Regions from separate parts of the Homo sapiens genome. Here region 1 is linked to region 2. Evidence: chromatin loops called from intact Hi-C (ENCODE). Cell type or tissue: dorsolateral prefrontal cortex. All regions are shown on one strand. Each heading gives the region's core, and the rest is flanking DNA. Links, peaks and the distances in the headings are about the cores only. Region 1 holds the start of LINC02734 (long intergenic non-protein coding RNA 2734). Region 2 overlaps PRCP (prolylcarboxypeptidase).

What was found. Hi-C counts contacts between places; a loop is a spot of excess contacts. Peaks named below come from ENCODE experiments on the same cell type or tissue, not always from the same donor. Only the 100,000 strongest peaks of a DNase experiment are listed, where the experiment ranks them.
Region 1: a loop joins it to region 2, with 3 times the contacts of the local background. A loop is called at or near these places in 16 of 110 quality-filtered maps.

What each region holds. Positions count from the first base shown.
Region 1 is chr11:82,769,729-82,785,841 of GRCh38, reverse strand. It overlaps LINC02734 (long intergenic non-protein coding RNA 2734), which reads right to left and starts at 4,340. Exons shown (of 3, transcript NR_183631.1): 1 at 4,247-4,340. In dorsolateral prefrontal cortex, for the core only: CTCF peaks have their summits at 9,678 and 9,878 (motif pointing left); no DNase peak of the experiment used is centred there.
Region 2 is chr11:82,861,925-82,878,037 of GRCh38, reverse strand. All of the region lies in intron 1 of PRCP (prolylcarboxypeptidase), which reads left to right. Among named protein-coding and RNA genes, the nearest start is that of PRCP, 30 kb to the left of the region's middle. RefSeq lists an enhancer at 10,206-10,465. In dorsolateral prefrontal cortex, for the core only: CTCF peaks have their summits at 13,435 and 13,642 (motif pointing right); a DNase peak (open chromatin) is centred at 13,637; H3K27ac peaks cover 3,137 bases.

The DNA of each region.
Region 1 (16,113 bases), core at 7,820-11,819, 88 kb after region 2:
ACATTGAGATTCTTATCTGCTAAAAACTGATAAAATGTGGCAAAGGAGTGCAAAAAAAGTATTTATATAATCTCACCTAAAATATTAACATTAATAACTCGAATTAATTGAGTGCTTACATATGCCATGAGACATAATTTTTTTTTAAAACGTATATAGATTTTGGGGATACAAGTGCAGTTTTGTTACATGGATATATTGCATAGTGGTGAAATCTGGGCTCTTAGTATAGCCATTACCTGAATAGTGCACACTGTACTCCTCAAGTAATTTCTCATCCCTCACCCCCCTCCCACTCTTCTCAGTCTCCAGTGTCCATTATTCCATGTGTATGAATTATTTCACTCCTGCTTATAACTCCAGTGTCTATGCCCACGTATATGAATTATTTCACTCCCACTTATAACTAAGAACATGCAGTGTTTCATTTTCTGTTTCTGAGTTCACTTAATTGCTTCCAGTTCCATCCATGTTGCTGCAAAAGACATGATTTTGTTCTTCTTATGCTTGAGTAGTATTCCATTGCACATATATATATACACCACATTTTAAAAATCCAATCATCCACTGATGGATACTTGGGTTGATTCCATATCTTTGCAATTGTGAATAGTGCTGAGATAAACATACCTATGCAGGCATCTTTTTAATATAATGATTTATTTTCCCTTGGGTAAATACCCAGTAGTAGTATTGCCAGATCAAATGGTAGTTCTATGTTTAGTTCTTTTAGAAATCTCCATATTGTTTTCCATAGAGGTTGTACTAATTTATTTAATCCTACAGTCTTATGTGGACAGTATTAAGGTCCTAGGGAAATTAAATAACTAGTCCAAGCACAGACCATCACTAAGTTGTGGAGTTAGGATTCAGATCCAGGATAATGTGATTTGAAAGCCATTGCTCTTTTCCAGTATGAAGCATCTAATGCTTCCACACTACCACCACTAGGTAGAAACATCCTCAATGAAATAATACAGGTTTAATTTATGAACATATTAAAAAGCGAATACATCGTAAAACATGTAGTTCAATTGCAGAAATACTAGGAAAATCCAATATTAGTAAATATAATAATAAAATCATCACATATAAATCATCTTGATAAAAGTTAAAAAGTAATTTGAAATGAATTATATACCATGGTTAACTGGAATTTATTCCAGGTATTCAAAACTGATTCAACATTTTAAAAATCAATTAATGTAATTTTTCACATCAACAGACTAGAGAAGAAAAATTATAGAATTTTTCAAATGTAGAGAAAGCATTTGACAAAATCCAACACCCATTCATTATATACATTCTCAGAAAACTAGGAATAGACAGAAACTTCAAGTCTGAGAACAAAATAAGGATGTCTCCCTCACCATTCCTATTCAACTTCACATTGGAAGTCCTAGCTAATGCAATAAAATAAGAAAAGGATTTAAAAGGGATATGGATTGAAAAGGAATAAGTATAACTATGCTTGTGGATGATATAATTATCTATTTGGAAAATTCTAAAGAACCAACAAAAAATCCTGGAACCACTACGTGATTATAGTGAGTTTGTAGGAAAAAAGATTAATATAAAAAACTCAATTGCTTTTCTATCTAATGGCAATGAACAATTAACATTTTAAATTAAAAACACGACTTCTTTTATATTATCACTAAAAATGACATAGTTATAAACTTAACAAAATATGTATAATACTTATATGAGGAAAACTATACAACTGTTAAAAAATCAAAGAAAACAAAAATGAAAAGATATTCCATGTTCACGGACAGCAAGAAAATGTTATTAAAATGTCAGTTCTTCCCATATAGATTTAACATAATCCCAATCAAAATCACAGTAATTTATTTCATGGATATTGGTAAACAGATTCTGAAGTTTATATAGAAAGGAAAAAGAACCAGAATATCCAACACAATATGGAAAAAAAAAATAAAGTCAGAGGATTGGCACTCTATGGCTTCAAGACTTACTATTGAGCCATAGTGATGAAAACATTGACAAAGTAATAGACAAATAGATCAGTGGAACATAATGGAGAGCGCAGAAATAGACCCATGCAAATATAGTTCAACAGGACTTTGACAAAGGAGCAAAGGCAATTCAATGGAGAAAAGGCTTTTCAATAAATAGTGCTGGAACAACTGGACATCACCATGCCAAAAACCAAAATAAACAAAACAAAACTTAGACACAGATTTTACACCTTTCACAAAATGAACTCAAAATGAATCATAGACCTAAACATGACACAAAAAACTACACAACTTCCAGAAGACAACATGGGAGAAAATCTAGGTGACCTTGGGTTTGACGATGACTTTTTAGATATAGTACCAAAAGTATGATCCATGAAAGAAAAAGTTGATAATTTAGACTTCATTAAAATTAAAGACTTCTCTGTGGAAGATAATATTAAGAAAATTTAAAGAAAAGCCACAGACTGGGAGAAGATATTTGCAGAACACATATCTGATAAAGGACTTACACCCAAAATATACAAAACACCCTTAAAACTTAACAATAAACAACCAACCCAATTGTGTTAAAACAACCCAATTACAAAGTGAGCAAAAGATCTGAACTGAAGCACCTCCAAAGAGAATATACAGTTTGCAAATAAGCATATGAACAAATGCCCAACATCATATGTTATTACGTAATTGCAAATTAAGACACCAATACACACCTATTAGAATGGCTAAAATCCAAAACACTGACAACACAAAGTGGTGAAAATATGTAACAACAGGAATCCTCATTCATTGCTGGTGGAAATGCAAAATAGTAGAGCTATTTTGGAAGATAGTCTATCAGTTTCTAACAAAGTTAAACATAGGCTTACCATATGATTCAGCAATTTCACTTCTTGGTATTTGCCCAGATGAGTTGAAAATTTATCCACACAGAAATTTGCACATGAATGCTTATAGCAGTTTTATTCTTGATTGTCAAAAATTGGAAGCAACTAAGATATCCTTCAATGGGTGAATGGAAAAACATACTGTGTACAATGGAATATTATTCAGTGATAAAAGAAATGAACTATAAAACTGTAAAAAGACATGGAGGAAACTTATATGTATATTGCTAAGTGAAAGAAACCAATCTGAAAACCTACTTACTATATGATTCCAACTATTTGACATTCTGGCAAAGACAAAATTATAGAGACAGTAAAAGGATCAATGGTTGTGTTACCGGTTGAAGGTAGTTGTTCAGGTTCTTGGCATTTTGAACAAAGAATTGGACAAAATGCGCAAACAAAGCAAGGCAGCAAAAGCAGAGATTTATTCTAAAAGAAAGTACACTCCTCAGGGTGGCAGTGGGCTCAAGCAAGTGGCTCAAGAGTGTCGGTTACAGATTTTTCTGGGATTTAAATACCATCTAGAGGTTTCCCATTGGTTCACTCTATGCAAACGCAGTAGTGGCCCATCACCAGTCTGATTGGTTGTAGGAGGGGACCAATCAGAGTGAAGAGTAGGCCCATGACCAGTCTGATTGGTTATGGGAAGGGACCATTTAGAGATATTGTCATTTTTCATCTGCCACCCAGAAAAAGGAGGGGTTGAAAAGGAAGTAGCCTCTGATGTCCAGTCAGCATGAATCGGCCTTAGGTTCCCTGCCTCCAGACCCTATTCTCTGCCTCAGTTGGTAGAGGTTTGGAGAAAAGGGACAAATAATTGTAACACAGGGCATTTTTAGGTCAGTGAAACTATTTTGTGTGACACTGGAAGAGTGGATACATGGCATTAAGCATTTGTCAAAATTAATAAAACTGTACAACCCAAAAAATGAACCCTATGGTAAACTATAAACCTTAGTTAATAATAATGAATCAATATTGGCTTATCAGTTGTAACAAATAGCACAAATGCAAGATATTAATCATAAGAGAAACCATGTGTGCATGGGGAGGGTTTTCATGGGAAATCTCAGTTTCCGTACAATTTTTCTGTAAGCCTAAAACAACTCTAAAAAATAAAGTCTATTAAAAATCGTTATTAATAAAATTCAATATCTATTCCTGTTTAAGTGTCTTTGTTTTATCAATGAAAGGTTACGTTTTGAATGTGACAGATTCTACCTATCTTTAGCCACCAGTCAACAATTACTCTATCATTTCTTCTCTCCTCTTTACTGTAAAATTTCCTGAAAGTGTTGGCTATACCCACTCCACTTTCTCATCTTCTAGCCTATCCTAATTCTTCACGATCATAATGAAACCACTCTTGTTTACCAGTAACAATTGCCGTCCTGTGTCAAAAACCGAATGGTTGATCTCAGCCAGCATCTTTCTTGATCTCTCAACAGAATGCAACAGTTTTGTCTCCATGACACTACATTCTTCTCATTTTCTCCTACCTCATTGGCTACTCATGACCAGCTTCTTTTGCTGGCTCTTTCTCTTCATTCTGAATTCTAAATGTTGAGGTGCTATTAGACTCTTCCTTCCCTATATGATCTCATTTAGTATCACGGCTTTCTTTACATAACTTTTACATATTGATGTCCTGGGTTTTATCTCTGGCCCTGACCTCTTCTCTGAGCTCTAAACTCATGAACCCAACAATCTTCACTTTGATTCTAAGAGGCAGGTCCATCACATATAGTTTTAGGTGCACACACACACACATATACTTACACACATATATACATATATATGTCTCAGAATCAATATACATCTCAACATGAAAAAATATATATAACTTAGGGAGGCCAAAGCAGGAGGATTACTTGAGGCCAGGAGTTCAAGACCAGCCTAGGCAACATAGTGAGACTCTGTCTGTACAAAAATTTAAATATATATATTTATGTATCTATATATAAGTCTATATATATAGATATATATAAGATATATCTATATATGTCTATATATATATATATAAATATATATATAAATGTAGATGGCACTCCATTGAATCCCCTAGAGTTGTGCAACACATCATCCTTAAATTCGGTATTTTAAAATTTAAATTTAAATTTAAAATTTAATTAAAATTTAAAATTAACATGGCCAAAAGAGAACATTTTCCTCAAGTTCATTCTTACTCCAGTCTTTCCCAACTGAGTACAAGGCACCATCTTCACTCCCTGTACTACAGAGGCTAGAAAATATACATTTACTGAACTTTCTTGCCATAGGGTTCTAGGTATGATTTAAGTTCTGACAATAAGATGCATTTACTTAAGACTTGGAAGGTGGAGGCCAATCATCTATGATGGTGATGGCTAATGTGTTGGCCCTGGCAGACATGGGATTTGCAACCATCAGTCTATGTTTCCCCATGAGGAACAAGAATGCCATTATGGAACACCGGTCAGAGTGGGGACTAGGGAGATCAGGTGAGAAATCACATTTTGGTCGCATGTGCCTGTAGTCCCAGCTATTTGGGAGGCTCCTGGGAGAATTGCTTGAGCCTGGGAGGTCGAGGCTGTAGTGAGCTGAGATCATCACGCCACTGCACTCCAGCCTGGGTGACAGAGGAAGACCCAGTTTCAAAACAAAAAACAGAAAACAAAACAAACAAACAAACAAAAAGTCATCAGAGATATTGGCCACTAGTTTTCCTTTTTTAACGTGTTTTTTATTTTTTAAGTATTTTTTGAGAGGGAGTCTTGCTCTGTTGCTCAGGCTGGAGTGTGGTGGCACAATCTTGGCTCACTGCAACCTCCATCTCCCAGGTTCAAGTAATTCTGTTGCCTCAGCTTCCTGAGTAGCCAGGACTACAGGCACCCACCACCATGACAGCTAATTTTTGTATTTTTAGTAGAGACTGGATTTTGCCATGTTGGCCAGCCTGGTCTTGAACTCCTGATCTCAGGTGATCCACCCACTTCAGCCTCCCCAAATGCTGGGATTACAGGTGTGAGCCACTGCACTTGGCCTTTTAATGTGTTTTTGTTTGGCTTTAATAACAAAGTCATATTGGCCTTGCAGAATGAGTTTGGAAGTAATCCCTCCTCCTCTATTTTTCAGAAGAGTTTGAGTAGGATTGGTGTTAGTTCTTCTTTAAATGTTTGGTAGAATTCAGCAGTAAAACCACTGGGTCCTGGGCTTTTCTTTACTGGGAGACTTCTTATTATAGCTTTGATGTCATTACTTGTTATTGGTCTGTTCAGGTTTTGGATTTCTTCATGGTTTAATCTTGGTGTGTTGTATATGTCTAGGATATGCCCATTTTTTCTAGATTTCCCAATGTAACGACATAGAATTGGTCATAGTAACCACTAATGATCCTTTGAATTTCTTCAGTATCAGTTATAATGTCTCCTTTTTCATCTCTGATTTTATTTATTTTGACCTTCCCTCTTCTTAGTCTGGCCAATGCTTTGTAAATTTTGCTTAACTTTTCAAGAAAACCATTTTTGTTTGATTGATTATTTTGTATTGTTTTCTTCATTTCAATTTCACTTATTTCTTCTCTGATCTTTATTATTTCTTTTCTTCTACTAATTTTGTGTTTGGTTTGCTCTTGCTTTTCTAGTTATTTAAGGTGTATTGTTAGGTTGTTTATTTGCAGTTTTTCTTCTTTTTTGATGTGGGCACTTATAGCTGTAAATATCCCTTATAGTACTGCTTTTGCTGTATCCCACAGGTTTTGGTCTGTTGTGTTTCCACTATCATTTGTTTCAAGAAAATTTTCCACTTCCTTTTTTATTACTTCATTGGCTCACTGGTCATTCAGGATCATATGGTTTAATTTCCATGTATTTTTATAGTTTCCAAAATTCCTCTTGTTTTTATAGCTTTATTCCATCATGGTCAGAGAAAATGTTTAATATTATTTCAATTGTTTGAATGTTTTAAGACTTATTTTATGACCTAACATATGGTCTATCCTTGAGGATAATCTTTGTGCTGAGGAAAAGATATTCTGCAGCTGTTGGATGAAATGTTGTGTAAATATCTATTAGGTCCATTTGGTATATAGTGCAGATTAAGTCCAATGTTTCTTTGTTGATTTTCTGTCTGGAAGACCTTTCCGATGCTGAAAGTGGGGTGTTAGAGTCTCCAGCTATTATTATATTGGAGTCTATCTCTCTCTTGAGCTCTAATAATATTTGTTTTATATATATGGGTGCTTCAGTGTTGGATGCATATATATAAAATTGTTATATCCTTTTTAGCAATTCAGACCCCTTTATCATTATATAGTGACCTCCTTTGTCTCTTATTATAGTTTTTGTCTTGAAATTTATTTTGTTTGATATAAGTATAGCTACTTCTGCTCTTTTTTGGTTTCTATTGGCATGGAATATACTTTTCCATCCTTTTGTTTTCAGTCTGTGTATTTCTTTATATGTGAAGTGTTTATTTTGTTGGCAACAGATTATTGGGTCTTGTTTGTTTTTAATCCATTCAGGTTCTCTATGTCTTTTGACTGAAAAGTTTAGTCAATTCCATTCAATGTTATTATTGATGAGTAAAAATGTACTTTTGTCATTTTGTTATTTGTTTTCTGGTTGTTTTGTGGCCTTCTCTTCCTTCTTTCTTTCCATCCTGTTTTCCTTTTAGTGAGGACAGTTTTCTCTGGTGATATGATTTAATTGCTTGCTTTTTATTTTTTGTGTATTTGTTGTATGTTTTTTGGTTTGAGATTACCATGAGGCTTGCAAATACTATCTCATAACCCATTATTGTAAGCTGATAACAACTTAATACTATTTTCATAAACAAACAAGCAAAAAGGAAACTAATAAAAATTCTGTCTTAATTTTGTTGCCCTACTTTTTAAAAATTTGTTGTTTCTATCTACATCTTATTGTACTATGTCTTGAAAGTTGTTGTGTTATTTTTGATTGGTTCATCATTTAGTACTTCTATTTAAGATTAGTTTACACACCACAACTACAGTGTGATAATATTCTGTGTTTCTGTGTACTTACTATTACCAGTGAGTTTTGTATCTTCAGATGATTTCTTATTTTTCATTAATGTCATTTTCTTTCTGATTGAGGTACTCTTATTAGCATTTTTTGTAGGACAGGCCTGGTGTTAATGAAATCCCTCAGCTTTTGTTTGTCTGGGAAAATCTTTATTTTTCCTTCATGTTTGGAGAATATTTTCACCGGATATACTATTGTAGGGTAAAAGTTTTCATCCTTCAGCACTTTAAATATGTCATGCCACTCTCTCCTGGTCTGTAGAGTTTCCACTGAAAGTCTGCTGCCACATGTTTTGGCACTCTATTGTATGTTATTTGTTTCCTTTCTCTTGCTTCTTTTAGGATTCTTTCTTTATCTTTGACCTTTGGGAGTTTGATTATTAAATGCCTTGAGGTAGTCTTCTTTGGGTTAAATCTGCTTGGTGTTCTATAACCTTCCTGTATTTGGATGTTAATATCTTTCTCAAGGTTTGGGAAGTTCTCTGTTATTATCCCTTTAAATAACTTTCTACCACTAACTCTTTTTCTATCTCCTCTTTAAGGCCAATAACTCTTAGATTTGCCCTTTTGAGACTATTTTCTAGATCCCATAGGTGTGCTTCATTGGTTTTTATTCTTTTTCTTTTTGTCTTCTCTGACTGTGTATTTTCAAATAGCCTGTCTTCAAGCTCACTAATTCTGCTTGATCAGTTCTGCTATTAAAAGACTCTCATACATTCTTCAATATGTCAATTGCATTTTTCAGCTCCAGAATATCTGCTTGATTCTTTTTAATTACTTCAGTCTCTGTTAAATTTGCCTGATTGAATTCTGAATTCCTTCTCTGTGTTTTCTTGAATTTCTTTTGAGTTTACTCAAAACAGATTTTGAATTCTCTTTCTGAAGGTTCACATATCTCTGTTTCTCCAGGATTGATCCCTGCTGCCTTATTTAGTTCACATGGAGAGGTCATGTTTTTCTGTTTATCAATTATTGATATCTTTAGATGTTCATCTGTGCTGGACATTGAAGAGTCAAGTATTTATTGTAGTTTTCTCAGTCTGGGCTTGTTTGTACCCATCCTTCTTGGTAAGGTTTTCCAGATATTCAAAAGGATTTGGTTGTTGTGATCCAACCTGTGACTGCTTTAGGGGGCACCACAAGTCCAGTAACACTGTGGTTCTTGCAGACTTGTAGAAGTACTGCCTTGATGGTCTTGGATAAGATCCAGAATTCTTTGGATTACCAGACAGAGACTCTTGTTCTCTTCTATTACTTTCCCCAAACAAACAGAGTCTGTCTCTCTGTCTATTTTGAGCCACATGGAAATGGGAGTGGAGTGACTCAAGCACCCCTGTGGTCACCACTAATGGGACTGTGCTGGATTAGACCTAAAGCCAGCACAATACTGGGTCTTTCCCAAGGCCCGCTGTAATCATTCCCTAGCTATGGCCTATGTTTGCTCAAGGCCCTGGGGCTCTACAATCAACAGGTGGCAAAGCCAGCCAGGCCTGTGTTCTTCCCTTCAGGGTGGTGAGCTCTGCGAGGCTCCAGGTGGGTCCAGAGGTGATGTCTGGGAGTGAGAGAGAGAAGTGCCGTCTGGAAGTGATTAGAGTCAAAAACCTTAGAAGTCTACCTGGTGTTTTATTGTATTGCAGTTGAGCTGGCACTCAAACTACAAGACACAGTCCTTCCCACTCTTCCCTTTTCTTCCCAAAGGCAGAGGAGCCTCACCTGTAGCCACTACCATCACAGGTGCATGGGGAGTACTGCCAGACTACCACTGATGTTCTCTTAAGACCTGAGGTTGCTTCAGTCAGCTTGTGGTGAATGCTGCCTGGCCTAGGACTCACTCTTCAGGTCAATGGGCTCCCTTCTGGCCCAGGGCAGGTCCAGAAATGCCATCGAAGAGCCAAGATTTCCCTCTGGCTACGGCTGGTTTATTGCTCCCTCTGTGGGTGGGCATCAGCTGAATTTGTTCTGGTTTTATTTTCTGTTATAATAGGGCAGCTCTGAGTTCAATGTCTCAGAATTGCTGCTCTCTCCCTCCCCCTAGTGCCCAGAGATGTGTACCACTGCTGCTGGGTGATGGGTGAGGGGTTGGTATTGATGATTCAAGACTTTCTTTTTCTTCCTGACTCTTCAGTGCCTCTTTCAGTGATATGAAGTTGAAACCACGTACTGTGAGTGCCCACCTGATTTTTGGTTCTTATGAAGGTGCTTGTTTTGTATAGATAGCTGTTAAATTAGTGTCCTTATGGGGAGGATGATTGGTGGAGACTTCTAGTCCGTAATCTTGCTCTTCTAATACTTTCATGTTCAATATTTTTAGAAACTGCCAAACTGTTTTCTGAAGTGGCTGCACCATTTTGTATTCTCACCAGAAATGTGTGAGTGTTTCAATTCTCCACATTCTTACTGACACTTGTTATTGTCTTTTTTATTTTAGCTATCCCAGAGAATATAAAGTCACAACTCATTGCTGTTTTATTTGTACCAATGAAGTTGAATATCTTTTCCTATGCTTATTGGCCATTTGTATATATTCTTTGGAGAACTGCCTATTCAAATCACTTGCCCATTTTAAAACTGTGTTGCCTTTTTATTTTGAATTGTAAGAGTTAGTATATATTCTGGATACAAATATCTTTTCAGATATATGATTTTCAAATTTTTTTTCCCATTCGTGGGTTGTCTTTCTACTTTATTCATACTATTCTTTGCAGTAACATGTTTTAAATTTTAATGAAGCTCCTTCTATTTTTTTCTATCTCTTGTGCTTTTGGTGTCATATCTAAAGATAGACATACAGATTAATAGAATAGAATTGAAAGTCCAGAAATAAACCATTATGCTTATGGTCAATTGGTATTTGTAAAAAGTGCCAAGACAATTCAATTGAAAAAGAAAAATAAATGGTGTGGGATAACTGGATATCCACAGGCAAAAGAATGAAGTTGAGCCCTGAACTCACACCATATACAAAAATTAACTCAACTGGAGAATAACTCCAAATATAAGAGTCAAAACTAGAAAACTCTTAGAAACAAGAATAAGTATTTGTAATCATGGATAATTTTAAGGGAATTGATTTTTCAGATCCTTAGCTTCATATTTTAAATTTTGGAGTCCTAAAATACATCTGCTTAAGAATGTGCCTGTGTGTCCAACTGCTCTTCTGGTACTTTACAGATTCTGTTAAGGTATGCTGAATTCAGGCAGATGAGAAAAGAAAAGTGATATCCTGACCTTACCCTAACACTTTTCACAAATAAGAACAAACAACTACGTAATGACCCACAGTCCAGAAAACACTTTGTAATTTGAGATAAACCATGAAACAACACTTTATCTTTTCTTAAACCAATTAATAGTTTTGCTTAGCATTAATTCCTATCAGAGATGAAGGATGAAGGATTTGGTTTATTTCTTCTAAGTTATTGACTTCCACTTAGAAAACAACTACATGGCTCACTGCTTGCAATGCTGACCTTAGCAGTTGTGTAGCACCCCTTGCATATACAATAATCACATGAGAAGCTACTGTTTTTCTTTCAATGACAATAATGGACAAAACAACACTAACTTTGTTCTTTTTGTCTGTAAATATTGCTATAGTTTTTATTCAGTGCATGCATTCTTTTGGAAGCTGGCCCCTTTGCAAGCAACTTCTCTCAGCATTCAAATTTGTCTCTGAATCTTTGTCATAGAGTGAGGCGGTGGGAATACAGACAATTTTTGTCTAATGATTATACCTTTTATCTGATTATTTAAAAAGTTTATTGCCTTTGAGAGGAGTCTGGAAACAAAGCAAAGTGAGAGGTTGGTAAAAAATACCAATGCCAAACAAGTCTTTAAAAAATACATTTAAATGTAAGAAATTCTTTTTAACCATTCTAAAAACTAATACCTAGGGTTGTATCATTAGAGAAAAGAAAAGCTCCTCTGAACAGCTAATGAAGTAGACATTACATTATATAGGTAGGTGATGCTGATTGCTTTAAATGCAATTGGAATGTGTGCTGAGGCTGCCAAAATTTTCAAGCTACAGTGGATCAAATCCATGGATGAATTTTTCATGATTGCTTTCCAATTCAGTATGTTTCATTTATTATTGTAGTTAAAACCAGTTTTATCATAAAATTATTTTAATTATAGCTAATTCTCATCTCATGTCCTTATATAGAAGTTTAAAGTTTTCTACTTCCTATTCATAAAAAAAAAAGAATTTAAAAATTCGATGTGCCAGAATTACTAGGTTTTGAAGATATACCTGTACTCTCCAATATGGTAGTGACATGTGGTTTTTGAGCACTTAAAATGTGGCTGGTCTACCTTCCTTACACCATATACAAAATTAACTCCAGATGGATTAAATACTTAAATGTAAAACCCAAACCTATAAAAACTTTGGATGACAACGTGGGCAATACAATTCAGGATACAGGCACAGGCAAAGCTTTCATGATGAAGACACCAAGAGCAATTGCCAAAAAAGCAAAATTGACAGATGGGATCTAATTAAACTAAAGAGCTTCTGCACAGCAAAATAAACTATTAAACAGACAACCTACAGAATGGGGGAAATTTTTTGCAAACTATGCATCTGACAAATGTCTAATATGTATCATCTATATTAAAACACAGGCAAAGGACATGAAGAGACACTTTTCAAAAGAAGACATACACGTGACCAAAAATCATATGAAAAAAAGCTCAACATCACTGATCATTAGAGAAATGCAAATCAAAACCACAGTGAGATACTATCTCACACAAGTCAGAATGGCCATTATGAAAAAGTAAAAAAATAACAGATGCTGGTGAGGTTGTGGAAAAAAAGGAACACTTATACATTGTTGGTGGCAGTGTAAATTAGTTCAACCATTGTGGAAGACAGTGGGGCAATTCCTCAAAATCCTAAAGACAGAAATACCATTCGACCCAACAATCCCATTACTAGGTACATACCCCCAAAATATAAATTGTTCTATTATTAAGACACATGTACGTGTATGTTCATTGCAGCACTACCCGCAATAGCAAAGACATGGCGTCAACCTAAATGCCCATCAATAATAGACTGGATAAGGAAAATGTGGTACATATACGTCATGGAATACTATGAAGCCATAAAAAAGAATGAGATCATGTCCTTTGCAGTGACATGGATGAAGCTGGAGGCCATTATCCTTAGCAAACTAATGCAGGAACAGAAAATGAACCACCACATGTTCTCACTTGTAAGTAGGAGCTAAATGATGGAAACACATGGACACAGAGGGGAACAACACACACCGAGACCTATCAGAGGGTGAACGGTGGGAGGAGGGAGGGAGAGGATCAGGAAAAATAGCTTATGGGTACTAGGTTTAATACCTAGGTGATGAAATAATGTGTACAACAAACCCCCATGACCCAAGTTTACTTATGTAACAATCCCGCACATATACCCCGGTCTTAAAAGTTAAGAAAAAAGAAAAGAAAAGAAATGTGGCTGGTCTAAATTGAGATGTACTCTGAGTGTAAAACACACACTATATTTTGAAACTTAGGACAAAAAAGTAAAAATCACTATTTTTTACATGGATTGCGTTCTGCGCAGTGATAATATTTTTGGTATATTAGTTTAAATAAAATATGTTCTTATAATTTTTTTTTCTGTTTCTTTTTCCTTTTAAAAATGTGGCTAGAAAACCTAAAACTACATATGCACCTTGCATTTGTGGCTTGTATTATAACTTTTGTTGTATAATGCCGATATATATGTTTATCTTCCATTAAATGTGAGAACATGTTTGATCATATATATGTAGTCTAGAGCAGAAATCTTCAAACGTTTTGCTTGCGTATCCCTAAAGGAATTTTATTTTATTTATTTTATCTATTTATTTTCATGCAGGGACTCGCTCTGCTGCTCAGGCTGGAATGCAGTGGCATGACCAAGACCATGCCTGGCTAATTTTTATTTATTTATTTATTTTTGTAGAGATGAGGTCTCACTTTGTTGTACAGGCTTGTCTTGAATTACTTCCTGGCCTCAAGCTATCACACCCACCTTGGCCTCCGAAAGTGCTGGGATTATAAGCTGTGAGCCACCTCACCTGGCCTCTCCCTAAAGGAATTTTAAACAGCTTCATACCCCCTCACATATTTTCAAGTTGACATCTGCCATTTTCATATATGTTTAAATATTGCAAGGAATGTATTTTTAAAATACATTACAAATATTGACATTTTAAAAAAGAAACTATTTTATGACTCTGAAATGAATCCATGCAAATTTTTATGAAACTCATGTATTTTGAAACAGCATTGGCTGGGCACAGGTGGCTCACGCTAATAATCCCAGTACTTTGGGAGGAGGGTGAGGCAGGCGGGCCACCTGAGGTCAGGAGTTCGAGATCAGCCTGGCCAACATGGTGAAACTTAGTCTCTACTACAAATGCAAAAATTAGCTGGGCGTGGTGGTGGGTGCCTGTAATCCCAGCTACTCAGGAGGCCAAGGCAGTAGAATCACTTGAACCCAGGAGGCAGAGGTTGCAGTGAACCGAGACCATGCCACTGCACTCCAGCCTGGGTGACAGAACAAGACTCCGTCTCAAAAAAAAAAAAAAAAAAAAAGGAAAAGAAAAGAAAAAAGAAACTTACTTATCATCCATGTAAAAAAAAAAAAATGAACGGCCGGGCGCGGTGGCTCAGGCCTGTAATCCCAGCACTTTGGGAGGCTGAGGCGGGTGAATCACGCGGTCAGGAGATCGAGACCATCCTGGCTAACGCTGTGAACAAAAAAAATTAGCCGGGCGTGGTGGCGGGCGCCTGTAGTCCCAGCTACTCGGGAGGCTGAGGCAGGAGAATGGCATCAACCCAGGAGGCGGAGCTTGCAGTGAGCCGAGATCAGCCACTGCTCTCCAGCCTGGGAGACAGTGAGACTCCACCTCAAAAAATAAATAAATAAATAAATAAAATAAAATAAAATAAAATAAATGAACAAACTCTCTTTCAATATTTGAAAATTTTGTATTCATCTTTTTTCTTATTTCTTTTCCACTGCCTTAAAATAATTTTATTCTTAAGTAAAATATTGAAAGTCTCTTTGTAGATTATCCTATCATAGTTTTTTGCAACAAATGTATATATTCATGTGTATGTATAAATATTATAAAATTTCTTATGACCATAATGACGATAAAGCTTCAAAGTATCAAAACCTTTCTTTTTGCTTTATCATTTCTATTATTAACTGATCAAATCAACATAAATATTAAGCAACTTAATTAATGATTATTAAAGATAAGAGATAAGGTCATATTTGTAAATGCATTTCTTAATGAGATGGATGGGATGGTGGACTTCACAGTGCCTTGATTGAAGGGCTTGTAACATGATCTCTTCATTTTGATGCCCTTGACATTTTACACTTCATGACAATACACTGTCTTAAGATTTGAGATTAATCATCTCCATTTTTATTATTATTATATTATTATTTATTTCAAAATAATCACAAACTTATCAAAGAGTTGAGATACAATACAAAGATTTTTTTGTGGGTATAAACCATTTGAGAGTAAGTTATGACATGATGTCTCATCACTCCCAAATACTTTAGTGTAACTTTCTTGTGAGGAAGGCCATTCTTGTACATAAGCACAGTACAAGAGTTAATATTGGGAAATTAACATTGGTACATTATTACTATATATTTCTTAGATCCTATTCAAGTTACACCAGAATTTGCTCCTTATCACTCCTTGCATTTAGGTGTCCTGTCTCTTTTGTGTTATTCATTTTAGAACAGTTCCTTAGTCTTTCCTTCTTTCATGACTTTGGCAATTTGAAGATTATAGGCCAGCTACTTTGTAGAATGTTCCTTGATTTGGGTTTGTCTACTATTTTCTCATGTTGGATTCAGATTATGCATTTTAGGCAGAAATATTTCAGAGATGTTTCTGTATTCTCAATGCATTCTTATATCAATGATATAAGATTTCAATCTCTCCCTTAATTGATGTTTACACTGATCACTTAAGTTGTACCCTCTGTCAAGTTACATATCCACTGTAAAATTACTCTTACACTACACAAAATACATATTTGTGGAAAGGTATTTTAAAGCTTTGTAAATATTCAATTTCTTAACAAATCTTTAATTTAGTCATATACCTATGAGTGTCTGTTTGGATTTATGGTATCCGATTTTATTTGATTTTTGTCGTTGTTGTTGAGACAGAGTCTT
Region 2 (16,113 bases), core at 11,762-15,761:
TCACATCCAGGTCACACTGATGCAAGAGGTGGGTTCCCATGGTCTTGGGCAGCTCCACCCCTGTGGCTTTGCAGGGTACAGCCTCCCTCTCAGTTGCTTTCACTGGCTGGCATTGAGTGTCTGTGGCTTTTCCAGGCTCACGGTACAAGCTGTCAGTGGGTCTACCATTCTGGGATCTGGAGGATGGTGGCCCTCTTCTCATAGCTCCACTAGGCATTGCCCCAGTAGAGACTCTGTGTGGGGGCTCTGACTCCACATTCCCTTCTACCCTGTCCTAGCAGAGGTTCTCCATGAGGGCTCCACCCCTGCAGCAAACTTTTGCCTGGGCATCCAGGCATTTCCATGCATCTTCTGAAATCTAGGCAGAGGATCCCAAACCTCAATTCTTGACTTCTGTGCACCTGCAGGCTCAACACCATGTGGAAGCTGCTAAGGCTTAGGGCTCCCACCCTCTGAAGTCACAGCCTAAGCTCTATGTTGGCCCCTTTAAGCCATGGATGGAGTGGCTAGGACACAGGGCACCCAGTCCCTAGGCTGCACACAGCATGGGGACCCTGGGCTCAGCCCACGTAACCACTTTTTCCTCCTGGGGCTCCAGGCCTGTGATAGGAGGGGCTGCCGTGTGGTCTCTGACATGGCCTGGAGACATTTTCCCCATGGTCTTGGGGATTAACATTGGGCTCCTTGCTACTTATGCAATTTCTGCAGCTGGTTTGAATTTCTCCTCAGAAAATAGGTTTTTCTTTTCTACTGCATCGTCAGGCTACAAATTTTCTGAACTTTTATGCTGTTTCCCTTTTAAAATGGAATGCTTTTAACAGCACCCAAGTCACATTTTGAATGCTTTGCTGCTTAGAAATTTCTTCTGCCAGATACCCTAAATCATCTCTTTCAAGTTCAAAGCTCCACAAATCTCTAGGGTGGGGCAAAATGCCACCAGTCTCTTTACTAAAACATAACAAGAGTCACCTTTGTTTCAGTTCCCAACAAGTTCCTCATCTCCGTCTGAGACCACCTCAGCCTGGACCTTGTTGTTCATATCACTATCAGCATTTTTGTCAAAGCCATTCAACAAGTCTCTAGGAGGTTCCAAACTTTCCCACATTTTCCTATCTTATTCTCAGCCCTCCAAACTGTTCCAACCTCTGCCTGTTATCCAGTTCCAAATTTGCTTCCACATTTTCGGGTATCCTTTCAGCAATGCCCCACTCTACTGGTACCAATTTACTGTATTAGTTCGTTTTCATGCAGCTGACAAAGACATACCCGGGACTGGGAAGAAAAAGAGGTTTAATTTGACTTACAGTTCCACAGGGCTGGGGAGGCCTCAGAATCATGGCAGGAGGTGAAAGGCGCTTCTTACATGGTGGCGGCAAGAGAAAATGAGGAAGAAGCAAAAGCGGAAACCCCTGATAAACCTATCAGATCTTGTAAGACTTATTCACTATCACGAGACTTGCACAAGAAAGACTGGCCCCCATGATTCAGTAACCTCCCCCCGGTCTCTCCCACAACACGTGGGAGTTCTGGGAGATACAATTCAAGTTGAGATTTGGGTGGGGACACAGCAAAACTATATCACGTGCCAAATGCAAAAATACACATATGGTTGTAATGTACTTTTGTGTGTGTTTTGTTTAATACCACAGTATAAAGTTATTGATGGTTATCAGTCACTGGGAGTACTTTTTGAGCCTTTGCTGTGGTCAGGGACTTGTACACACACCACTTTGAATCCTTGCAACCTTGTAAGGAAGTTAGTTTTCCCTTTTATAGATGAAGTAACTGAGGTACACCTAGCTAGAAAGTGGCACAATCAGCATTTCAACGTGGGACTTTCAGGCTACAGAGCTGGGCTCTTTTCACTGTGCTGAGCCAACCTTCAAAACAGTGACAGCACAGTGTGGTGGTGACTGTTCTGGAAGCTGTCATAGGATCAGAGAAGGAGCATTCTCCTTTGGGCCTGGGGTTGTCCTAGAAAACTTTGTAGAGGGGACAGCACTTGAATGAACATTTTGAGGATGAGGTAGTAATTTTTTTTTGTAATGATGCGAGAGAGGAATGCATTCCAGGCAGGAGGAAATCCATGTAGAGAAGCCTGGAGACTTCAGAAAGCGTATGTCCAGAGCATTTCTGGAATATGAAGTGGGAGAGGGCCATGTGGTAGAAGACGAGGCTGGAAAAGAGGTGAGCAGGGTGCCAGGACAGACATTATCAGCTTCTCTTGAGTTTGCCTTCGCTACGGCCTTGTGTACCACTGGTTAGTTGGGTTGTGCCTCCTCTTTGCTGCCATAACAATCACCCTGTTCTCACCCACATTCATAATGTGCATTCCTTATATAGAAATAATTTCTTTGCTTGCTTGTCTCCTCTGGTAGACTGTGGCCTCTTTCAGAGCAAAAAATAAGGCTTTTTATCCTTGTATCCAGTATAGCCCGGCACACAGAGTAAGTACTCAGGAAATGGTGGAACGATGAAAGAGCCTTGTCTTTGCTGAGGAGGCTCAGTATTAATTATAGTCACCTATGTGTTTACAGCTTTTCTACCTTTCAAGGTTGAGTTGGATTTTAACTGAGTAATTGTAGGATCTGTTCACATTTCCTGAGGCTAACACACCTCTGATAGAAAGAAAACAGTCTTGCTGGTAGCCCCACAGGCCTAAAGCAGAGTTAACTGGTGTAGTCTAAGTTCGGGTGAGGTCACTTGGTCTTCAGATGTCACATCATACTTCTCAGTTCTTCCAGTTCAACTCAGGAGTCATTGATGTAGTAAGGCCTGTGCACATTGTGTTTTGCACTTTGTGGATACAGAGATTAGCCAGAAAGGGAGAGGCAGTAAGGCATGGTGGGGAAAACACAGCCTCTCTACTCCATAGGGTTCCTCTGAAGAACAATTGAGATTATTTACATGTAGTCCTAGTTCAGCCCTTACACTATTCACAGGGGCAGGAAGAAATAACACACATGGTGTGTTCAACAGATTCTAACTTTTTTTATACAGGTTTTTTTTTTTTACAGTTTTACAGTTTATAACAGTATGGTGGTTATAAGACATGTATGTATAAATAACTACTGTGCAAGGATACATTTGAAAAGATTATAATATAGCTAAAATACCATGAAAGCACAAAGAAGGCAGGAATGCTTCATGAAGGGAGTGGCGTTGAATAGAACCCCCAGGACATTTCACAGGGTAGACGGCTGTGTGGATTAAAGGCTTAACTATTGCCTGCTCCAGGACTTCTTTTCTGACCACCCTGTTAGAAGTCGATCTGCCTCTTTTATTCTCTATCAGAATAAAACCTGTACAACTAGTTTTCTTTTTTTTCTTTTTTTTTTTTTTTTTTTGAGACAGGGTCTCACTTTGTTGCCCAGGCTGGAGTCCAGTGGTGTGATCACAGTTCATTGCAGCCTTGAACTCCTGGGCTCAGGTGATCCTCCCACTTCATCCTCCTGAGTGGCTGGTACTACAGGTGCATGCCATTATGCCATGCTAATTTTTGTATTTTTTGAAGAGACGGGGTTTTGCCATGTTGCCCAGGCTGGTCTCGAACTCCTTGGCTCAAGTGATCTGCCAGCCTTGGCCTCCCAAAGTCCTGGGATCACGGGTGTGAGCCACCGCACCCAGGTAAAACTTGTACAATTAGTTTCTAAGTTCTTATTTGTGTATTTGCTTGTTTGTTTTTTGTTTCCTGTTGTCTGTCACCAGACTATAAGCCCTGTGCGGGCAGTGACCATATCTAGCTTGTTCACTGTTGTTATACTCTAGTACTTATCCCATGGTAGGCACTCAAGAAATACTTACACATCCCACTAACTCTGGGAAGTTGTTGATTATCTGGTGTCGTGGTGGCAAAACCACCTGAAAGTAATCAAAGGAAGCCACTTGGTTACATTTGAACTTGTTGTTATTGTTCTGAGCTTTTTGGTTTCTGCTGAGGATATCCTTTTCCCTTCCTTTATCTTTTTTACAGCGCCATTATCATTTAGACCGGATGAATGTGCAAAACAATGAATAGTCTGTAGAGTGTATCTTTAAGATAATGATAAAAAGTCCCTGGAGGACATTTTATAGTGAAATCAGGACTGCGAATTTGAGTTGGAGTTTCCAGGGAGGAAAAAACTTAGACATTACTTTCCTCAGCTGCTTCCTTTGGTGGATGCTATTCATGTGGGGATTTTGTAAAGTTTAATTTTCCAGAGTGCTTTAACATCATGTATTTTTCAATGTGATAAAAAAATTTATTTTAAAGCAGTCTCTGAAAAGAGGTTGTAGGTTTTCTGTTTCAGTGGTTCTCATGGTATCATTCACAGAAGATTCTCCATGGAAGAAGAAGAGTTGTATTTTAGCATTATGTTGTAATACTATGTTTGTATGTACTTTTTCTTTTTTAAACATGTAGTTTATTAATTCATCAGAGGTAACCAGTGAAGATTGTGGCTGCTGATGTCTTTTATCTCACCAGGGTGGAACGGGACCTAAACATTTGAGAACAATTAGTTTTATTACCTTCTATCAATTTCTTGAATAGGTTTTGGAGAAAAGGGTAGCAATAGAATATGCTTTACTGACTTCTATTAAATGCTGGGGGGAGCCTGATGGCCTTGGAACTCTTTTGCCAATTTAGTGGGGCATTTCGTGTTTAAAATGCCCACAGTCAGGGCCACTGCAGAATCTGTTATAAGTGGGCTATAGTGGTGACTACAGCTGTTCAAAAGACTTCCTTTTGTTGATTGTTGTTAAACGAATACTGCTGATGTCATATATTGAGTCCTTCTTCATTGAGATCTTTCTGGGGTGTATTATGACTTTGGAGATTAAACATTGTCATATATGTTAAATATGTAGCAATTTAAGAGAGACATACCTTGGCTTGAAGCCTGGCTTGTTCTCATAATCATGTGCCATGTGAACCTTTCAATAGCCTTCTACTTATTCTTCTTACTTTCTTTTTTTTTAAAAAAAAAAAAACAGATCAGAATAAGTTTTAAAACTCTTGAAGGCTTCCTATTGCCTTTAAATTAAGTTCAGTCTCCCTATCATAGCCCACTTAGCGCTAAGCCTCATCCAGTACCATTCTCTCTCTTGTTCACCACTGATCTTATCTCTCTTTCTACATTAAACTCTTTCTGGCCTCTGGCTCTTTGTATTTTCTGTTTCTTCTTTCTAGAGTTCTTTCTTTGTCTGGCTCCTTCAGGCTTCGGTTCCATTGCCACCTCCATAGAGAGGCCTTCTGTATTAGTTTCTTAGGGCTGCAGAGTATCACAAACTAGGAGGCTTAAAACAATAGAAGTTTATCCTCTCACTTCCCGAGGCCAGAAGTCCAAAGTCAGGGTGTCAGCAGGATTGGTTACTTCTTGGGGACTCCTGGGGAGAGCCTGGTCCGGGCTCCGGGGAAGAGTCTGGTCTGTGTCCCTCGCTAAGCTTCTGCTGGCTGTTGGCAGTCCTTGGCGTTCTTTTGCTGGAAGCTGCTTGACTCCAGTCTCTGCTTCCATTGTCACATGGCCATTTTGCTTTTGTGCATCTGTGTCTTAACATGGCATTCTTCTCTCTGTGCCTCTTTGTCTCTTCTTTTCTTATAAGAACACCAGTCATATTGGATTAAGGGCCCACCCCTCTCCAGCATGCCCTCATCTTAACTAATGACATCTGCAATGATCCTATTTCTAAATAAAGTCACATTCTGAGGTTCTAGGAAGGACATAAATTTTGGGGGGATGCTATGCAACCCAGTATACCTACATGACTTTCAATTTAAAGTAGGCTGTGTTATTGGAGCTATACAGTAGTCCTCCCTTCTTCGCGGGGGATACGTTTCAAGACCCCCAGTAGATGCCAGAGATGTCGGTTAGTACTGAACCCTATATATAGTATGTTTTTTCCTATACATACATACCTGTGATAAAGTTTTATTTATAAATTAGGCACAATAAGAGATTAACAACAATAATGAATAATAAACAACTATGACACATTATGTGAACGCGTAGTCTCTTTCTCTCTCTCAAAATATCTTGTTGTACTGTACTCACCTATTTTCTGACCATGGTTGACCATGGGTAACTGAAACTGCAGAAAGCAAAACCATGGATAAGGTCTATAAGCACACTCATCGGTTATTTATTCCTGGCCAGTGATGAGCAAGGCACTTTATTAGACCACGTTACATATTGTACTCAGCTCTGGGCACACCATCTGTAAGAGGGAATGTTAATTAATCCAGTGTGAGCAGGGTTAGGAGGACTTTAGAATATAGTGTTATATGGGAAATAGTAAGAACTGGGGTTGCTCAGTTGGAGAACAGAAGATTTATGAGGTCATCACAGTTCTTTGCAGGAGGAGTGGTAGTATGCAAGATTGGATTGTGAGTTACATAGATCACAGGTCTGAACTCCTGTTCGTGAGAAACGTGGTTTTTGCCTTTTTTGGAGGTTGAGGGGTCTTTGTCCTTTTACATTATACCAGCAGATACCAGCCTCTATCTCTCAGAAGATGTGATGTAGTTATAACAGTGGTGTCAGGAGAATATTTTGCATGTATAGAAGAAACATTCAGAACAGTCCAGGTGCAATGGCTTATGCCTATAATCCCAGCACTTTGGGAGGGCAAGGCGGGTGGATCACTTGAGTTCAGGAGTTCGAGACCAGCCTGGGCAACATGGCAAAACCCCGTCTCTACTAAAAATACAAAAAGTAGCAGGGAATGGTGGGGCACGCCCATAGTCGCAGCTACTCAGAGGCTGAGGCAGGAGAATTGCTTGAACCCAGGAGACGAAGTTTGCACGAGCCAAGATCATGCCACTGCACTCCAGCCTGGGCGACAGAGTCAGATTCTGTTTCAAAAAAAAAAAAAAAAAAAAAGAGAAACATTTAGAACAATAGACTATAAAGGAAGAAAATCAGTAACACATCATCTTATGTTTAACAAAGCAGAAGAATATAAACTTTCAAGGCCTTGATGATATGCAGCCTTACATTATTTTTATGAGATTATTATTGAAATGCTTATATATCATATATATGAGTTCTGGCAAGATTATTTACTCCTTAAAATAGAATAAATACAGCATAGTTTAGATTACCTTGCAAATCAGCAAACAGATTATGGCAGCATTTGTCTGTGGTGGACAGGACCTCATAGCTCTGGGCATATTCAGGCTGCATGAAGATAGGAATGACCTTAATTCTCTTGCCCCCTGTCCTCTCACAACCCCTTTATGACATTCTCATCCTAGTTTTATCCAACCATTAAACTTCTCTGCTCCTGCTCCTGGGTTGTAAATATCTGCTAAGCGGCAGATTATTGTGCATACCAATTCAGTCTCCAACCTCAGGAGCTTTATGGAGGCCTAGGCATCAGTTTTTTCTTCCATGCTGAACTTTTACCTCTGTCTTTAAATCATTGCCATCCTAGGCTCTCTTTTACTATCTCTTTTAATAGATTACTTTGTCCCTTTACTTCATTGACTAAAAACTAAGGTGTTATATGAGAGGCATTTTAACTAGAATCCTTTTAGTTTCCTCCCTCGGTAATTAGAAAGATAACTCTTGCATCCATCTGTTTCCCAGTGGAGAAGGGGTTCCCAAGTCAGATCCTTCTGTTGGTGCTATTGACCCCATTCCCTCCTTCCTTCCCAGGATCTCGCAGCATCACATATCCCTCACTTACCTAGAGTCTCAACTATTCCCTCCAATTACTTTTTGTCCTAGGGTATTATACCTCTTCCCTGTTTCTTCCTTCTTAAAACTCTGTTGTTGGAAACACAAATTTTACACATTGATCAAATCAACATTTTGCAGCACATGTGGATTCACCAAACACTAGTATGCTGCTGAACGAGCTGCTATGTTGTACATTTTACAGAAAGCTGTTTCTCAGGTAAAGTTATTGTGTCCTGGCTGACAGCCATGACTTTAAAGTCCTTTCCAGTCTTAAAAACTTTGACTTATAACCTTGTCACCAAGATCAATTATATTTTAGGTAATATGCTTTGGTAAAATGCTGATTAGTCCTTCTCCTGCACTCCCTGCAATGTTGGCCTTCTGTCCATATTATTTGTAGTTATATAGAACTGTTTCTTCACCCAGCAGAAGGCATGCATTTCCTGCTTCCTCAGCAGTCCAAATGTTATGTGGTGCTCTTAGATTTAAGGCTTGGGTTCTCCATTAGGCATGTGATTTGTCACTGGGCAAAAGGCACATCCAACTACAGTGTTGTGCAACTCTTCCAAAGCTGGGAACAGACCCACCCAATAAATGAACCTGCACAAACTTGACCTTCTTGGGAACTTTGCTTTCCATTCTCATTTTTGTTTTTATACCAACTGCAGAGCCATGATGCATGCATGCATTCATTTACTCTCTATATATTCATTGGTCTTCTACTACATGCCAGGCCTTATTCCAGTCACTGTGTACTCAGAAGTGGACAAAACAGAAAAAAGTCCCTGCCTATTTGAGTCTATTTCCAGTGGATGTTTTTCATTCACTGTTGGTTTAGAGAAACAATCTTGGATTTCAGCTAGGTTTCTTTCCTCCCTTTCTCCCTCTCTTCCTTCTTTCCTTCCTCCTTTCCCTTCCCTTCCTTCTCTTTCTTCTGTCTCTCTATACCGCTTTCTTTCTTTCCTTCCTTCCTTTCTTCCTTCTTTCTTTTCTTCTTTTCTTCTTCTTTTTTTTTTTTTTTGAGATGGAGTCTCACTCTGTCGCCCAGGCTGGAGTGCAGTGGCATGATCATAGTTCACTGTAACCTTGAACTTCTGGGCTCAAGGGATCCTCTGATCTCAGCGTCCTGAGTAGCTAGGACTATAGGCATGTACCACCACACCCGGCTAATATTTTTATTTTTTGTAGAGACAGGGTCTTGCTATGTTGCCCAGGCTGGTCTTGAACTCCTGGGCTCAAGTGATCCTACCACCTTGGCCTCCTGAAGTGTTGGAATTACAGGTGTGAGCCAGTGCACCTGGCCTAGGTTTTTCTTTTTCCTTATTTATTTATTTATTTTTTGAGACAGAGTCTTGCTCTGTCACCCAGGTGGGAATGCAGTGGTGTGATCTTGGCTTACCGCAACCTCTGCCTCCCAGGTTCAAGTGATTCTCGGGCCTCAGCCTCCCAAGTAGCTGAGATTATAGGCGTGTATCACCATGCCTGGCTAATTTTTTGTATTTTTGTAGAGAAGAGGTTTTGCCATGTTGGGCAGGCTGGTCTCGAACTCCTGGCCTCAATTTGATCCTCCCGCCTCAGCCTCCCAAAGCGCTGGGATTAAAGGTGTGAGCCATTGTGGCAGCCCAGTGAGTCTAATCTCATCTCCCATGTCTTCCCCTCATAAACCTCTTGCCGTAAAACAACAGTTCCTGAATTTATGCTCATTCTGTATAGCTCATCATAGCCTTGCACATGTTTTTCTTCCTTTGCTTGAAATGCTCTTTTGTACCTGAAAAAAAAAAATTCTTCTCTGTGTTTCAGCTCAGATATTACCTCCTTGGTGCAGCCCTCTGTAATTTCCTCAGGCAGGGTGGTGACTTTGGCTTCTGAGCTCCCACAGTGCTTTGTATACAGAACTTAACCACACCACTGCTTGGTTGTTTACTAGCACATTAATCATTTCTGTTAGATTCTCCAGAACTTGAGAAATGGAATTGTATCTTAGTTTTTTTCTTAATACCTGCCTTTTAGTGAGCACTCAATAAGTATTTTTAAATGAAAGAAAAATTTAATATTAATGTGATTTAGTGCAATATAATTTACATATGCCTGTATAGTGAAATAGAAATATAAACATGTATCTTGTAAAATAATATATATCTTCAATGAGATTTTAAATGTTTATCAATCTGCTTTTGAATTATCTTATTATACATACAGAACAATGCATTATCCTAACTCCAGAATCCCCTCATTCTCTTTTACAGTCAGTTTTCCCCTGCACTGGTAACCAATATCCTGGTTTCTGACAGCACAGATTTTGAATCCTGACTTTAAAAAGAAGGGGGATGATTGTTGTTTCAATCATGTGAACATATAATATATTTATTTAGAAAAGAAAGATTTAAAATAATTGGCCTCTGTGTCTGTTTTTTATCCAAGAGTTTGGACTTGAGATCTAAGTTCCCTTTCTGTCCTAAGATTTTCTGAAACTTAATTTAAAACTTAACAAACCGGGTGTGGTGGTGTGCGCCTTTAGTTACAGCTACTCTCGAGCTTAGGAAGGAGGATCGCCTGAGCCCAGGAGTTCGAGGCTGCAGTGAGCTATGATCTGGCCACTCTACTTTGCCTGGGCTACAGAGGGGAGACCCCGTCTCTTAGAGAACAAACAAAAAAAAAGTAATGGTCTTTCCGACTTTACTACTTATATAAGGGCGCCCTCTGGTGGTGTGTCATTTCCTAAAATTTATATGCAGTGCTTGATTACAGCAGCACTTTATCTCTAATTTGGGAGCTTGAGCTGTGGCCCGGTAATTCTTCTAGTACAAAGCTTCCTGAAGCCGTGGGAAGGCATTGATTATGTGGTGCTTTCACAGAGCTGTTTGACCAACAGATAGAATCTCCCTCTAATGAAACACTTAACTGTTATTTGTCAAAACATGTTATTTCTTGATTTACTGGAGCATTTTAGGTATTCTCAACGGCAGGATATTTTCACCTCTGTTTTAGCAGTAAAGCAAAGAGTGTTTTGGTTTCACAGCATTTTGATAACTTAGCAATTCCCCCTCTGGGCCCAGGAGTTCTTGGTTTGAGGAAAGAAAGGTTATTAAGCACTGCAGAATTTTTCGAGAGGGTGTTTTCTCTCCCCATTTGGTTACTAAGCACAATTTTTTTTTCCACATAGATAGATGCTGTTGTGATATTTATTTATACCATTATTGAATTTATAATAGCTTCTCATATTTTCTCAAGCACTGGCTACTAATATATAACACATCTGTGATAATTTTAACATTAAGAAGGGAACCTCATAATCAGAAACACAAGAACCACTTACTTAGAAGATTTAAACTGCATCAGTTGAGCAATTATCTATGGCCGGGCGCGGTGGCTCATGCCTGTAATCCCAGCACTTTGGGAGGCTGAGGCAGGTGGATCACTTGAGGTCAGGAGTTTGAGACCAGCCTGGCCAACATGGTGAAACCCTGTCTCTACTAAAAATACAAAAATTATCCGGGTGTGGTGGTGGGCACCTGTAATCCCAGCCACTTGGGAGGCTGAGGCAGGAGAATTGCTTGAACTCGGGAGGTGGAGGTTGCAGTGAGCCGAGATCACGCCCCTGCACTCCAGCCTGGGTGACAGAGCAAGACTCCGGCTCAAAAAAAAAAAAATTAAAAACAATTATCTATAAAGTATCTGCCATGTACAAGGGCACTGTGGTAGCTATTGTGTTCTTGCCTTTCAAACCATCTGAGTATAGGAGGCTGGGGCACTAAATTTTCCCCATGATGGACTCTCCCATTATCACTTATTTGCTTCCCTTTCTCATTTACCATTTTCTCTTTAAATAAATTTATTTCTAAGAGTCTCATTTTTAAGATTAGGGGCATGTTAGGAAAAAAAAAGCATAGGAGTCAGGGAATGCAGTTCTGTCTCCTGGTTAACACTTATAGAAGTATGTGTAAAGAGGAGCAGTGTCTTATTACATACGAAGATGATTGCCTTTGAAGCATATCTCTGAGAGGACTTCCACCCTTTTTGTTAAGATGGAAGCTCGACCCTCTAAGGTTGGCAATGACGAGAGCATCTTCGTGGGAAGGGAGGACAGTATCTTCTTGGACTCACCTTCCTCTTGGAGGGACTTGTAAACATTTCCTTTGCTACCACTACACTCACTGGGGGATACCGTTTCCTCTTTAATTCTTTAAGTCAAATTTAATCTCCAATACTTTCTGGTATCTTCATTGTATGGATGAGTAAAGGTAGAACATTTAAGCAGGGTTTTTGAAAGGCCTTGACATAATAAAGAAGAAATAAACCAGGAGTCATCCAAGAGCCAGAGATCTGACTCATAAGATGTGGCTTGCTCTCTGATCTTGTCCTACCTCTAGGGTGCCCATGTGTGAGGGACAACTTAGTAGGAATCCACTCCTAGACATCCATCCTTCTCCAACTGTAGATCTAGGGCTTGTCTAAACTCCACCTTCCTTCCATGTTTTAGTCCTTCTTTGGGAACCCGTGTTCTTCTAACATAAAAGTGTCCATCCTTTCAGGGCATATCAAGCTTGCCCAGAAAGCTGTCAGTCTCCATTTAAGAACTCTAATGGAATGTAACCCCACAATCCCCAAATTAATATAAGACACACACATCAAATGGGAGAAAGAGGGTCTTATTTTATTTTAGATCTCTGCATTAGAGTTGGAAACCAGAGCACATGAAAAACTCCTTTAAGGTGCTTTGATTTATTGGAGGCGTAAGTTAATTTTTTTGGTCATGTATATCTCTGGGTATACTTTTTGTATCTTTAGTAAAATTTTAGTTAACTGTTATTAGATGTCTGGGTGCCTGAATAAATCCAACTGCATACTGAATTTTCTAAAACCGAAGGCTGCCAAGAAGGAGCCAATGTGATTTTGGTTTTATCAGTGGCCTAATGGAGTTAGCAATAGTAGTGTAGTAACAATTATTGTCAGGTCAGTGAAAAGACCAACATTCCACATATTCTGCAATGTAACTGTTAGTAAATGGCTGGGAGATTTGTCCTTCATTTTGCAAATTTAGGAGAAAGATACTCACTCTTAAGTGTCGCCTACCGAGGGTTGAAGTTTATAGTCAGCTTTATCTGCATGAGCGTGTTATAATGCAAGGAGTATAAAGATCTGGGTTTTCTTGGAGGCGGGATTGGGTAGGGGTTAAAAGCACATGAAAAGAATTACATTTGATTCCTAATTATTAGTTACATTACCTTGGGCAAGCTCTCTGACCTCTCTGAGCATCAGCCTTCTTATTTTAAAACTGGGTGATGAAAGTGGCCCCAGAGGGTAACTGCCGAGATGGTGAAGGGATCTGTGTAGAGCAACAGCACTGTGGCAGACACGTGGTAGGTGCTCTGTGTTATTCCCTCCCATCCCCACCTCTCCCACCCCCGCTGTCCCCAAGTTGCCATCAAAACTAACAGATGTAATGTTGCTACTGATTTTTCTGGATGCGAACTTTATTCTTGAGTGGTTTTAAAGTCCAAATAATTACTTTTATACAATAAACATCATTTAAAGGATGGTCTCTTTTCTTCTTGCCTACCCATTCTCACAGATCTATTTCTCCTCCACATGGTAAAGTGGGGAAGCATGTTTTGAAATTTCTTGGGCCATAAAAAAAATTATAAAAAAGAAAAAATGAAATTTCTAGGACCACGTGCTAGAAAGAACTGCTGTGCATGACTAGAGAGGTTTGTTTCCTTTCCAAGGTCATACGGTGTTGTCTTTACCATGCTATTATTTATTTTAATTGGTTCAATAAACCAAACTGCAAAAATAAAGTTCTAGCTCTGCCTCTGCCTTGTGACCATGGCTAAGTCATGTGACCTCTTCGAGCCTAATTTCTTCAGTTGAGCAACACAGACGGAATGGTTTCTAAGGCCCTTGTGACCTTTCCGTGTTGTAATTCATAAAATCTTTATTCAGGAGCCCAGAACAGGGAGTGGCACGTGGGTCCCACTTCTCAACAGCAGAGGGCATGCTGCCCCTAGTGTGCCTGGCCATTAGGTGTTGAAAACTATCTAGTTATCTAGCCAGAAGTTGATATCCTTGATGATAGGAAGGAGCCAAGGAAATTCTGTAAATTCATGTTGTGCAAAGAACATTTCACTACGTATTTCCAGTTGTTTAGCACCTAGGTGAAGCACTCAGAAAATAGGAGATTTTGACATTCTAAGGTCCTGTAATTCTGTGAAGAACTTAATCTGTCTCCCATCTAAGTACTCCGTGCTTAGGATTGGTGTGCAAATGGGATAGAGAGGAGAACTAACATCTTTTAAGCACGTATATATCTGGAACTATGCCTGGTACATTAGGTGCATTTTCCCTATCCTCACAGAAATCCTTTGAATTGTATGTGGTTATCCTTATTTTATACAGGAAGATACTAAGGTTCAGAGAGGTTAAGTAATTTGCCCGAGGCTTCACAGTTAGAAGAGATTCAAGTTCAGGTCTTTTAACTCCGAAGTCTGCTTTCTTGCCAGGGTTCCTCTCTCTTTTCCCCAATCTTAACAATCAAGGCTGATTGCTGGGAGCAGGAGTACCTTGGGCATGGCCACACAAGGGAATTTGGCTTTCTCTGGTTCTGAAGTTCTTGTGGCCCTTGTGATTCTAGATGGAAGTGTTTCTCTGGCAAGAACTTTATATCAGTTATATTTAGCATGACATATACAAACACATACCCATGTTTTCAAATCTGAAAATTTTAGACTGGATTATTAATGTTTTTCTTTGTGGGATGCTTTTAAAGGCTACGGCAATATCTCAGTTTACATGAAGACTCAGTTCTGTAGTCAGTGGGTGAGGTGAAAATCATTAGGGCAAAATTATCTTCAAGAATCTCATGGGAAGGCATCTTGTTAGAGAGCCATGAGCTTCCTTTCTTTAAGTCCAACACAGTCAGTCTTTCCTCCCTTGTTGAAACCTGCTGAGTTTCGAAAGGTGTTCCTGTGGTGGTTTCTCATGTTGAGTTTCAAATGATACAGTTAGCTTATATTTGGGGGTATGTTCAGTGGTAATTCAAATCTTTAGACACCAGAGTCTCATTCAGCATGATGAGATACTTACAGTATTTCAGGTACTCTGAAACCTAGAACAAGAGAAGGAATAACAAATTAATGTCTATTTTGGTGCTTATTCTAACTCAGTGGTTTTCAAAACTTTACAGAATCACCTGTACGGCTTGTTAAAGCACAGTTTACTGGGTTTTACCCTCATGGTTTCTGATTCTGTAGGTCTGGGATTCAGCCAAGGGGATTGCATTTTCAGCAAGTTCTCAGGTGAAGCTGATACTGCTGGTCTGGGGACCTCACCTGGAGAACCACTGTACTAATTGAATGGAAGCAGGTGGAATCACTTATCCGTCTTCCTTTCACTGTCTGTCTGCCTTTCTTGCCCTTTCATTTTTAGGCTGAGTGGATATAGTTGAATTAGCTTAAGTTAAATTCAGGGATTGCAGCTCAGCCAACTCTTTATCCCATTGCTTAGCTTAGTACTTGGCCCAAAATAGGAATTCAATAGATTCTTGTTGAGTGAATGATTGAGTAAATTAACATGTATAATGGAAGGGTTTATAGCACATGGACATCATTATTACATACCTCGTCCATAAAAACTGCTTATTTTCCTGAAAAGTAGACAGTCTTTAGATTAGAATATCATATTTTAGGACTACATATGGTGATGATCATAGATACCAGGAAGTTTGCAGTTAGGTAAAGTTTTGAGACACTTGTGTTTTGGGACCAGTGGTATGAATGGGAACTGTGTGTGTAGATAGAGCTGGGTGCAGGAAGTCCCATCTGTTTTAGAATGACCTAGGCAAGTCTTACAGGGTCTGGTTTAGGTCAAAACTAAGCACTGTTCCTGGGAGACTGGAGCAGCGCTGGAACAGCCTATGTCTGACCCAGACTGGGTGCTGCATTCTCATTTCTGTCTTTCCAAAGCACTGAGGAATTTAGCCCCCATGATGCTAAAGGCTCAGTGAGACTCTGTGCTGCAGGGTAAATCTGTAAATTCAGATTGTTGTACATGAATCTTACCATGTTATAGTATTTGATAATTACATTTTAAATAGTAAGTTAAAAAATCTCAAAGGGTAAAAAGAAATCTCAAAAATATATTTAAAATTCCGTTTAAGAAATCATTTTCTTATGTAGCCAAAACAATATGAACACTTTTGACAAAATGAACAAGTCTTTAGGTCAAATTGAGTATTCCTTTTCTGAAATGCTTAGGACCAGAAGCATTTCAGATTTTGGATTTTTTTTTGGATTTTTTTTTTTGATTTTGTAATAGTCATATTATGGTTACTGACTGAATATACCTAATCTGAAAATCCAAAATTTGAAATACTCTAATGAGCCTTTCCCTTGAGTATCATGTTGGTGCTCAAAAGTTTCAGATTTGGAGCATTTGGATTTTGGATTTTTGGATT